Regions from separate parts of the Homo sapiens genome. Here region 1 is linked to region 2. Evidence: chromatin loops called from intact Hi-C (ENCODE). Cell type or tissue: endothelial cell of umbilical vein. All regions are shown on one strand. Links, peaks and the distances in the headings refer to the core of each region. The heading gives the core; the rest is flanking DNA. Region 1 has its middle 120 kb from the start of MIR548Q. Region 2 overlaps CAMK1D (calcium/calmodulin dependent protein kinase ID).

Region 1 (2,916 bases), core at 197-2,696, 120 kb after region 2:
TCTGGCCACCCTCAAACCCAGCCCGAGTAGGTGAAAAACTTAGGCCTCTCCACTCGTCTCTCCCCCACCTTCTCAGGTGAGGCGTTTTTTATTCAACAAAAATTTCTGGGCCAGGCACGGTGGCTCAGGCCTGTAATCCCAGCACTTTGGGAGGCTGAGGCAGGAGGATTGCTTGAGCCCAGGAGTTCAAGACCATCCTGAGCAAACATAGTAAGACCCCATCTCTACAAAAAAATAATTTAAAAATTAGCCAGATGTGGTAGTGTGTGCCTGTCGTCCCAGCTACTCAGGGATCTGAGGTAGGGGAATCTCTTCAGCCCAGGAGGTCGAGGCTGCAGTGAGCTATGATCATACCACTGCACTCCAGCCTGGGCAACACGACGAGATCCTGTCTCTTAAAAACAAAGCAAAACAAACAAAACAAAAAAACACCTGGCCAGGTGCAGTGGCTCTCGCCTGTAATCCTGGCACTTTGGGAGGCAGAGGTGAGCAGATCACCTGAAGCCAGGAGTTCAAGACTAGCCTGGCCAACATGGTGAAACCCCGACTCTACTAAAAATACAAAAATCATTCAGGTGTGGTGTTTGGTGCCTGTAGTCCCAGCTACTCCAGAGGCTGAGGTAGGGGAATCTCTTGAGCCCAGGAGGTCAAGGGTACAGTGAGCTATAATCACACCACTGCACTCCAGCCTGGGCGAAAGAGCAAGACTCTGTCTCAAAAAAAAAATCTGAGGACCTCCTACGTGTCAGGCAGGCCCTGTCCTAGGCACTGAGGATGGATACGGCAGTGGGGAACACACACACCCATCCCCCACCTCACTTCAGGTCTTCCAGACCTTTTCTATATGTTGGAGCCGTAGACACCATTAGAAGAGCTGGACTTTTGCGACCACCATCCTGTACAAAGATTGTTTCTAGGTTGAAGAAGCTGTAAGTGAGCTTTCTACTTTCCAGAGGCAGGCAGTACCAAACAGCCTTTCCCAGACGGGGGACCCCATGAATCTCTCACCAGAGACCCCACACAGGCACCTGGGTTAGAGTGCATGGAAGAGTTCTGTGGAAACGCTGTCTGGGATCTAACACCACCAGACATTGTCCAGCCATGTCTCATCACAAGCCAGAAACTCCCCCTGCTCCTCAAGCTGTCCCTCCCCCACATCAGCCACAGAGGGGGAGACTGGAGAGACTGGGTGGTGGTCCCGGATGTGCCACTAGCGTGCTATGTGATCTTGCATAGTTCATTCCAACTTTGTCCTTCTGTGTCTCACTCATATAATGAGGGGTTTGACAACAAGATCCCTGAGGTACCTGCTTGCTCTTTAAAATTCTCTGGCACCCAGACACAGCCCAAGTTCCAGTGAAAACTGCACTGAGGTCCAAACCCCTGCTGCATTTTGCTCTTTGCCTGGAAAAGGGTGTTGCCGTGTCAGCCATACCCTGTTTACTTCCTGAGAAACATGGAGAAAAGTCTCCCTTGAATCTGTGAATTTCAGGTTTTTTCAGAGTTGGATCCCAGCCCGGAGCAGGGAAGAGCGTGAGGTAAAATTGTTCGAGTCGTCCAGAAATGCACATTTCCTGCAGTTTCTTTCCAAGTCTGGTGCTAAATGAACAAGCTCGAATGTGAACATGAACAAGGATGACTCAGGCGTAGAGAATGTTGGTAGCACGACACTGGCTGTAAATAATGGCAATGAAGGGACTTTTCTGACCCATTTGTTGACAAAAGATGGTAAGAGGTATTAATCTAGTTCAGGGATATCTAAACAGTTTTTGTTGTGCATCCTTATGATAAAATATTTTTGAACATTGTGCTCTGAATAGATGAATATTTATATTTCTGGAAATTATAGGCATATACTATACCTACTTATGAACATATAAAACATACACAAAGAAAGAAAATTAGAAGGACAAGACCAAGATAAAAGAAACTGTTCAGTAGAACAAAATGTTTATCTTTGTTACATTCATGTCATCTTGGGTTTTGTTATTTTTATGTTTTTGTTTGTTTGTTTCTTTGTTTTTTTGAGACAGACTCTTACTCTGTCGCGCAGGCTGAGTACAGCGGCGCAGTCTCGGCTCACTGCAACCTCCGCCTCCTGGGTTCAAGTGATTCTTCCACCTCAGCCTCCTGAGTAGTTGGGATTATAGGCAAGTTTTGTTATTTTTTTAATCGTGATTTAAGACTTTGTAATACAGCAATTTGAAAACCTGATTTCAAGTCTAGTTTACTTAAATTTTTTTTTTTTTAAGAGACGAGGTTGTTCTGTCACCCAGGCTGGAGTGTAGTGGTGCAATTATAGATCACTGTAGCCTCGAACTCCTGGGCTCAAGTGATTCTCCCATCTCAGCCTCCCTCATAACTGAGAATACAGTTGTGCATCGCCACACCAGCTACCTTCTTGGGTTTTGTGCTGTTGTAATGGAAAAAGTCATAACGCAAAAATACATATATCTAAATGAAAGAAGTCTATTTTGGAGGTGCTTTTCATTAGGGACATGAGCATATGCAAATTGGAAACTGACAAGGTTGAAGGTAGGGATTTCACAGGTGCTTCCTTCCTTCTCTCCCATCTCCTCCATCTCCTCCTCCTACCCTTCCTGCCAAGGATCTTTGTACCCCTCTAAATCGTGTTACATAAACAAGTAACTGTGACCCATGTTCAAACAGTTCCTCCAAAGACCCTATTTCTCTGTAACACAATGAGTTAATGTTTATATTTAACTCTTAATAAAGACCTAAATTTTTTGAAAACTCATAAATGAATGGAAAATATATACCAGTGTCTTTGTTTTGGTTAGGCAGTCTTAGGAGCTTGGAGCTTCAGACCGCTAGAGCCATGGTTCTCAAATTCTTGATGAATATGGCCCCTTTCCATGGAACACAGCATCTTAGTGATTGGAACTAACAAAAGAC
Region 2 (2,916 bases), core at 268-2,767:
TCACCTCTTCTTTCTTTTTCTCTCTACTAACCATTTTCTACTGAGCACACCGTACCTTATCAGTCTCATAACTGGGCCACCTAACTCTCCCTAAGACAGCACTAGGAGTTGACACCCAGAGAATCTGTAAGTCATGTACTGCTCATCTAACGAACAGTCCCTGCTAGCCTTGCCTGCTTCTTTTGCATAGACCCCACTCTTGGGCACTTCCACATCTGCTAAGTCCACTGAAACCCAGTGGGGTAGATTCATCTCATCAAAAAGAAATAGAGACAAGGTACGACAATTACACGATTTTTGACCGAAGGTTCTCATGGGAAGTTCCCCATTAAAATTGTTATAGAGGCCGGGCACAGTGCTCACATCTGTAATCCCAGCACTTTGGGAGGCTGAGGCGGGTGGATCACCTGAGGTCAGGAGTTCGAGACCAGCCTGGCCAACATGATGAAACCCCGTCTCTACTAAAAAGACAAAAAGTAACCAGGCGTGATGGTGCATGCCTGTAATCCCAGCTACTTGGGAGGCTGAGGCAGGAGGATCACTTGAACCTAAGAGGTGGAGGTTGCAGTGAGCCGAGATCACACCAACTGCACTCCAGCCTGGGCAACAGAGTGAGACTGTGCCTCAGGAAAAAAAAAAAGAAAAGAAAAAAGAAAACTGTAAAAAGAATTTCCCTCATTTCATGAATGCACCACCCTAGGTCTCTTGTATCAAGAGAAATCTGGGAGGAAACACTTTCCTGGCGCCTGTGGGCAGGGGTGAGGCAGGAAGGAGTGAGTAGGCTGGATTGAGCAATCTTCAACAGAATCCTGTTTCACTTTTTAGGGTTAGAGCCACTTTGCACTAACCTTTCCACTGACAGAACCACTCACTAGGAAACTGAAGGAACTCAGGAAGAACCCAGTGCCAGCACTGAACCACTGCGTCCCTGCCACTCTTACTCCTCCTCCTTCAGGGAGCACTTTTTACCTGGCAAGGCTGTTTCACAGTTATCCCAGGATGAAACCTATGGATAACACTCTTTTAGCAGGTGTAGAGACTAGAAAATAATTGCTCATCGCATCCCAGCCTTTAGATTCCAGTCCTCTGGGAAGTGTGGTTGAGAAGGGGACAGTTGCGAGCAATCCAGCTCGAGTTTTAGCACACAGAAGAATTACCTGAGGGTATCACTAAAGCAAAGGTTGCTGGGCCCTGCCTTCTGAGATGCTGATTCAGTGGGTCTGGGTAGGAAAGGAGGCATGAATTTGCATCTAGAACAAGCTCCCATGTGATACCAAGGACTGGTCCAAGGACAACCCTTTGAGTAGCAAGACCTTTAAGAACATGCTTCTAATACCCAGCTGTTGTCACCTGGAAGGAGGGATGCCTTTGGAGGTGAACAACAGAGCCACTCAAACGCTTTTCCATCTGAACCACAGAGGACTGGATGTCACTCAGGACTCATGACTTGAATTAGGGTATAAAAGAACCCAGCCTGGTCCGTCTGCAGAATTCCTAGCGAAGAGTCACTCTTGGGGTATCAGTGAGAGAAGAGGCTGGGCATCAGAGCATCATGGAGACAATGTGCCTCTTGGTCTTAGGCCTTCATTTACAGATGATTTTAGACAGTCCCATTAAAGACACAGTTCCCTTGAACTTCACAGACATGCTGAGTGATGACAAACCTTGGCAGGTCTGTGACCAGTTTCTTCCAACAAGTTACTTCTAGGCATTCCTACTAATCTTTCAACCCACTCATTGCTTAAGGGTAATAAGATCTAGAGATGACGTGGTAGATAAGACTGTTGACACATTCTCTAATCTTAGCTAAGCAAACAGAGACTCATTGTCCCAAGCCAGTGGCTGGCACAGTGCCCTGAATGTCTTAACAGAGTTTGACAGGGAAATAGGAGCCCTTCAACCCTTTTTTGAGATTGAAACTACAAGAGTGAGAAGATTATTTTTCCCTCTCGAATGGCCCCGAAGAATCAATAAGGATTCAAGGGTTTTCCTCTCCACGGTAAGGAGATTGTTCTTGGCAAGTTATGCTGAGAAGCCTGTTGTGTGCCTTGTCCTCCCTCAGTCATTTCAGCCTTAGAATTGAATTAACTGCAGGCCCAAGGACATAAATGAACCACGTGAGTCATTTTTCAAAAGTGAACGACAGGGCACCTGTCTTCTGGAATTGGTGAATCCATTCAGCGGAGACTCTTGACAAGGCTTTGTGTGAGATGATATAAATAGGCCCTGACCTGCAGGGCTTTTGTTGTCTTTGGGTGAGATAGAGACATTTGTACACAAATAATCACAAACTGGCTAAACTGTGCCACGTGATTAGCAAACATGCGCATGCCCAATCAGCGAGATCTTCACGGTCAAGGGGCTAATGTCTAGAGAAGCTTGGACGTACAGAATAGCGTGGCCGTTAGTCTTATATCCTGTCGTGGTTCCCCACACATTTCAATTACTCGATAAGTAATTCGAGACCAGTCACAGGCTTTTTTCTCACTTAATGGACAGCCTTGATGAGGGCTAGCAATTTCTTCACTTCTTGTTCCAAATATAACCAACTTATAAAAACACCTTCTGGAACTCCATACAGGGAAGAATAGGATTTAATCACAGGAAATGTATCGGCGGGCTGTGCATTACTCAATTTAGCACTGTTGGGAGCAGATCAAAATCTGGGATCCATGGTATTAGATGGCTCCAAGCTTCAAAATTTTGTGTTCTTTCACTGGCTACCATCCACCATCCATCCATCCATCCATCCATCCATCCATCTATCCATCCATCCAAAAAATATTTACTGAGCAGCTACTAGGTGCCAGGGCCTTTGTAGGCATCAGGAATATAGTAGTGAACAAAATAGACAAGGACCCTGTGCTCACAGAGCTTATTACCTAGCAGAGGGTAACCCGTAGTAACAGGTACACA

The links. Hi-C counts contacts between places; a loop is a spot of excess contacts. Peaks named below come from ENCODE experiments on the same cell type or tissue, not always from the same donor. Only the 100,000 strongest peaks of a DNase experiment are listed, where the experiment ranks them.
Region 1: a loop joins it to region 2, with 4 times the contacts of the local background. A loop is called at or near these places in 5 of 110 quality-filtered maps.

The regions. Positions count from the first base shown.
Region 1 is chr10:12,843,753-12,846,668 of GRCh38, forward strand. No RefSeq gene overlaps it. Among named protein-coding and RNA genes, the nearest start is that of MIR548Q, 120 kb to the left of the region's middle. In endothelial cell of umbilical vein, for the core only: no CTCF peak of the experiment used is centred there; a DNase peak (open chromatin) is centred at 1,559; H3K27ac peaks cover 1,802 bases.
Region 2 is chr10:12,718,782-12,721,697 of GRCh38, forward strand. All of the region lies in intron 3 of CAMK1D (calcium/calmodulin dependent protein kinase ID), which reads left to right. Among named protein-coding and RNA genes, the nearest start is that of MIR548Q, 5.1 kb to the right of the region's middle. In endothelial cell of umbilical vein, for the core only: no CTCF peak of the experiment used is centred there; DNase peaks (open chromatin) are centred at 790 and 1,800; H3K27ac peaks cover 1,505 bases.